Linked DNA regions of Homo sapiens: region 1 is linked to region 2. A link is a loop called in an ENCODE intact Hi-C map of the cell type or tissue named here. Cell type or tissue: lower leg skin. All regions are shown on one strand. Each heading gives the region's core, and the rest is flanking DNA. Links, peaks and the distances in the headings are about the cores only. Region 1 overlaps CYP27C1 (cytochrome P450 family 27 subfamily C member 1). Region 2 overlaps IWS1 (interacts with SUPT6H, CTD assembly factor 1).

Evidence for each region. A loop is a pair of places that touch in the nucleus more often than their neighbours do. Peaks named below come from ENCODE experiments on the same cell type or tissue, not always from the same donor. Only the 100,000 strongest peaks of a DNase experiment are listed, where the experiment ranks them.
Region 1: it touches region 2 in a loop (4-fold over the local background); 33 of 110 quality-filtered maps call a loop at or near these places.

Annotation. Positions count from the first base shown.
Region 1 is chr2:127,192,576-127,195,483 of GRCh38, forward strand. CYP27C1 (cytochrome P450 family 27 subfamily C member 1) reads right to left here. Exons shown (of 9, transcript NM_001367502.1): 6 at 2,760-2,908; 7 at 1,214-1,292; 8 at 519-722. Among named protein-coding and RNA genes, the nearest start is that of CYP27C1, 26 kb to the right of the region's middle. In lower leg skin, for the core only: no CTCF peak of the experiment used is centred there; DNase peaks (open chromatin) are centred at 726 and 1,276.
Region 2 is chr2:127,483,553-127,486,460 of GRCh38, forward strand. All of the region lies in intron 13 of IWS1 (interacts with SUPT6H, CTD assembly factor 1), which reads right to left. Among named protein-coding and RNA genes, the nearest start is that of IWS1, 41 kb to the right of the region's middle. In lower leg skin, for the core only: no CTCF peak of the experiment used is centred there; no DNase peak of the experiment used is centred there.

The DNA of each region.
Region 1 (2,908 bases), core at 200-2,699, 290 kb before region 2:
AGTTAAACAAAGGAGACCAGCAAGAGCACCACTGTGCCTTTCCCGGGGGGGGGGGCTGCTGCTGACGGTGCCTGAGAGGCCAGCTCCTAACTGCAGACACGGCCACTAGAGGTGGAGGCGGGGTCCCCAATCCCCACAGGGCCTCGCTTAGACCTCCAGGGTTTCTCAGAGTGTAGCCACGCGGTTGGAGGACAGGGTGGGCACGGGAGATGGGGAGGCATTTTCAAAGGATATCATGCAGAGCTCTTATTTTTGGATAGGGTCTCACTCTGTCGCCCAGGCTGGAGTGCCGTGGTGTGATCACGGCTCACTGCAGCCTTGAACTCCTGGGTTCAAGTGAGCCTCCCGCCTCAGCCTCCTGAGTAGCTGGGACCACAGGTGTGAGCCACAGTGCCTGACGGCTCTTGATCTTAAGTTTCCAAAACCGTCTTTGCTTTTCAACCTGGAAGTCTTTATCCTGTTGTGCCCAGTAGAAAGAGGCCGAACCCAAAGGCCAACGTTTGGCCTCCACGCCCTACCTGGATCACGACGAGGTGAATCTCCAGTTCTGCAATTCTCCGCCCTATGCAGCTGCGAACCCCATGACCAAAGGGGATGGATCCAAAATTGTCAACTCTATCTAAGTCTCCTTTCCGCAGCCAGCGCTCAGGCCGGAACTCCTTGGCCCGAGGGAAGTTCTCATCCTGGTACGATGTGGCATAGTGGCAAAGGGCCAGCTGGGTCTGAGGAAATCAGGGATGACAGAAAAGGGAAAAGGGGCAGAATCACTCAAGAGCAGGGCAGGGCCCAGAGCCCTAGCCGGACAGTCTCCCGGGGTGCTCCCGCCTGGGGGCCGCCCGGGTCCACTCACACCCAGGATGGCAGCCGCTCCCCCCTTCCCACTCCACACTGCACCCCAAATGTCACTGCAGCCACTGAGAAGACCGTCGAGCCCTTCAGAGACTCCCAGCGGTGACTGGCCACTTCCACACGGCCTGGGGAGCAGGCCAAGGAGCATGGGCTGCCTTGCTGGTGAGCAGTAAGTTTCCAGAGCAGTGAGATCACACCATTCCCTTCCTTTCTCCCAACACCCCATCTTCATCTTAAAATACATGCAAAAGAAAAGGAAACCTATTGATCTCTGCTTAGGGACAAAGACTTCCTGAAGGTAGAAGCAGATTCCAATTCAACCCCGACCCGCAAGGCCTGGCCACCCCCATGGCCCCAAACTCACGCCTTTCGGAATCAGATACCCGCCAATAACCAGGTCTTCCTGGGTGACCCGGCCGTTCCCTGGCAGCACTGGAAACAGCCTGGAAAAGAGCCAGCGGGGACGGGAATGGCGTGGTGACTTTCACAGTATTTTATTGAACGTTCAGAACCCTGGATATATTCCCATTTCCATTAAAAATTCTTAAAAAGTAACACATGGTACATTTTCAACTGAAACATTTTGCAAGGACCTTTGCTGCTTCTTTGTTGGCTTGCTTTACCAGCGAGTATTCTGAGGAATGTGGAAAAGACTCCCAAAGCAAAACATTTGCAAAACACAAAGCCAAGCCTTTCACATGCCATTGTGTTCCCAGGAGGGAAATTCCAAGTTTCTAATATTTTATGTGACCACGGGACCACTTTATCAAGGAATAGTTCATAGGACTTAAGGCCCCATGAAATGCATTTGGAGAAAAGATACTTCGGCGATCGGATTATCTCAGAAAACCCTGAATAAAACTTTAATTGACAAATACCAATAAACCCCACAGCCAGCTGCTTCTTTTTTTTTAATTTTGAGGTTCAACAGCATGCTATATAGGTTGACGGTCATTATCAAGTCAGCTTTGAAAGAATTCTTTAGTATATACTGCAGAAAACAAGCTTTGCTTTTTGTCGCAGCATTTCCTCACAGAGGATGCCGTGTTTGGGGGAAGGGATGTAATCCGTCCCTAATCCCACCTCCTACCCAAACCATCCCCTCAACCCAGGACAACCCACATCCCTCCGGCTTTTCTGTTTGTCAGGAAAGCCCTGTCTGGGAGTAATTGAGCCTCACTGGGTGGCGTCTAAACCCAGATGAGAACATTCACTCAAGAACCATGAGGTTTGTATCCAGGTCTGCAAATCAGCTGAACAGGTCAAACTATTTTCCTAACAAATCGATCTTGTTTCGTGTTATCTTCAGAGGAACAAAGTCAAAGGCCATTGACCCAGGAACATTTTGGGAAACCCCCAGTAAGCCAATTGGCTAAAGCAGGGACAATATTCAATGACTGCTCCAAAGATCTTTTTTCTTTTTTTTTTTTTTTTGAGACAGAGCCTCGCTCTGTTGCCCAGGCTGGAGTGCACTGGTGCAATCTTGGCTCCATCACCTAACTTCAAGCGATTCTCTTGCCCCAGCCTCCCAAGTAGCTGGGACTACAGGTGCCTACCACCACGCCCTGCTAATTTTTGTATTTTTAGTAGAGACGCAGTTTCACCATGTTGGCCAGGCTGCTCTTGAACTCCTGACCTCAGGTAATCTGCCTTGGCCTCCCAAAGTGCTGGGATTACAGGCGTGAGCCACTGTGCCTGGCCCAAAGATCTTTACAGAGAACAAGGATTATGTCGACCCATAAAACAGAATGGTCTTTCTGCTATTCTGACAAGAGCAGAGAAAAAATAACAGTCACGAACATCCTCATCCTGAACAGGTCAGCCGGGGGGGCATTTGGAGGACTTGTTGTGATAGAGAACCAGGGACCTAAGGGACACAGTTTGTTGACGGATTCTGGCGAGCCTTTTACCTCAGGGTTTCCTTAAGGAGAGCTCTGACCAGCGGGACCTTGGGGACATCAGCTGCAGTTGGAACATGCCTTTCCCCTAAATTCTTCACAATCTCCCGGTACACCGTCTGCTGCACTTCTGGGTGCCTTGCCAGGAGGTACACAGTCCA
Region 2 (2,908 bases), core at 248-2,747:
CCAAAATTATAATTTGGTCGGGGCGGGGGGTGGTGGGGTGGGGGGGTTGGGCTGTGTGTGTGTGTGTGTGTGCGTGTGCGTGTGTGTGTGTGTGTGTTTTCTAGAGATAGGGTCTCACCTAGGCTGGAGTGCAATGGCATGATTCTAGCTCACTGCAGCCTCAAACTCCTGGGCTCGAGTGATTCTCCTACCTCACCCTCCCAAGTAGCTAGGACTACAGATGTATGCCACCATGCCCGGCTAATTTTTTAATTTTTTGGTAGAGATGGAGTCTTGCTATGTTGTCCAGGCTGATATTTAGTATAATTTTAATTAACGTTATCAGTAGAAAAAAGACAACAAATACATCAAACTGCTTTTGAATGCTAGGACCATGAATAATGTTTCTCTTTGTACTTAAACATTTTCTATAATTATAAAAACTAAGTTCAAGGCATATCTGGAAATACATTTAAAACCTCAAATTGTTAGCCGGGCATGGTGGCTCACACCTGTAATCCCAGCACTTTGGGAGGCCGAGGCGGGCAGATCACTAGAGGTCAGGAGATCAAGACCATCCTGGCTAACACAGTGAAACCCCATCTCTACTAAAAATACAAAAACAAAGTTAGCCAGGTGTGGTGGTGGGCGCCTGCCCTAGTCCCAGCTACTCAGGAGGCTGAGGCGGGAGAATGGTGTGAACCCGGGAGGCAGAGCTTGCAGTGAGCAGAGATTGCACCACTATGCTCCAGCCTGGGCGACAGAGTGAGACACCGTCTCAAAAACAAAAACAAAAACAAAAAACAAAAAACCCTATTTATTTTTTATATTTATTTACATAACTTTGAAAACAAAAATGATACTTAAGACAAAAAGTGTTTCATTGGAAACCCATTTCCATTTCTTTTCCTGGACATGTCTTTTCTAATACTGCTCATTAGCGTCTACAATGTGGAAGCAAGTCCTGAGTGAATATGCAACCCTGCTCCACCTATGGGGAAGTGGGACCAGAACCAGAAACATCAGCACACAGGGACACAGCCCTGGAAACACAACCTCTGCTTTCAAAGCAGATTGGCCACTAAGAGTTTTTATTACCTATTTTCTTTGCCATATTGTAGTTCCCAATTCTCAAAAATAAAAATGTTAAGAGAAATATGAAAGACGGCTAAAAAGAGAGAAGAAACAATGAAAAAGGAGATGGCTCATGCCTGTAATCCCTTTGGGAGGCCGAGGCGGGTGGATCACGAGGTCAGGAGATCAAGACCATCATGGCTAACAGGATGAAACCCCGTCTCTACTAAAAATACAAAAAATTAGCCGAGCATGGTGGCAGGAGCCTGTAGTCCCAGCTAACTGGGAGGCTGAGGCAGGAGAATGGTGTGAACCCAGGAGGCGGAACTTGCAGTGAGTGGAGATCGCACCACTGCACTCCAACCTGGGCGACAGAGCAAGACTCCGTCTCAAAAAGAAAAAGAAAAAGAAAAAGAAAAAGGACAGAAGGGCAAAAAAGAAACAGGTACAGGGGACATGGAGAGGTGGTCAGGGACACGGATATGGGCACAAGAAAGAGGAGGGAGAGAGAGAGGAGGAAGTTCTTGGCACAGAACTAGTCCTTCTCTACCCTCGATTTATTCTCAAGAAATAAGAAAGTACGTTTTGTTTTGATAGTCACTTAATAGCAACATGAACTGGCAGGTAGGAGAGTGGAGTCAGTGGAAACAGCTGCCAAAGCAGGGGTCATGGAGAAGAACCATAGGCAGGCAACACACACACACTGTGTGTGCTCCGCAACAAAGGTGCCATTAGTCTCAAAGCATAGTGGATCAGTGAGTTGGGCTTATGAATGTTCCCAAGTCTTTTCCACTTCTGACCACATTTTGAGTATGTGTTAATCAAATTCATCTCCTAAATATTTAGTATAAGGCTTTATGTAATGAGTTCTCAAATGCATGTTGCTGAGCCACTGACAGCAGGAAACAAGCTACCTCCCACCAGGAAACCACTAACTAGTTTATATGCCTGTAACACATATCACTGTAATTCTGGGTCCTAACAAAAACCTTTTTCATAAAAACGGGTACCAGTCAGGAAGACCCAAATGCATATTAGGGAAGTAATTATCTATTACTCTCTAGGATACTGATAAAGGAAGGGACTTCCATGTCAATTTCTAAATATTCAAGAGGCCTTGAATATCCCAAGGTGCCTGTTAGGGTCATTATTTTGAAACTAAAAGCAGACCTGGCCTCTTCTGATTAAGAAAGCACACACACACACACTTTTCACTCTGACTGTTGACAATTCAAGCCCATGCACAGTACATGCTTCCTTGGGAATACCTCTCGTGTATATACTCTGGTAGGGCCAGGCCTATAGGGGCATCCTGTTGCCTTCAATGCTGAACTTGACAGCACGATGCACTTTGCTGAGTCGTTTCTGTTCTGCAAATCGCCTCTTATGCTTTTCCAATCGGCTTAGGCCCTTTTTAAGAATACCAGGCTAGAAGTAGTAGTTTGATTGGAGAATAAAAAGAGATTACTGAGAAACACTGAAGATCCACTGAGCAGTATTTACAATGATAACAGAATAAGTGTCTACCCTAATCATTTGCAATGGAATTGCTTAAACCGTTGAAGAGAAAGGGAGAGGTAGGTCTGCTGAAGCACGTAAGCTCTGTTTCTCATGGTTATTAAAAAAAAAAATTCACTGTATCAGAATACTCCAGGTTTCAATTTCAAGCCTTGCTTGAAGTAAAGGGATTAATAAGAAGAAACTTCCCTACCTGATAATGTTGAATTAAGACTGAAGAAAAATTCATCAGCAATAAACTTTAATCCTGGGTAATACTTTTCCTTTCTCTATTGCTCAATTTGTGGTTTGGCTAGATAAGCGACCAGAAAACAGTCCTCTCTGAATCAGACAAACT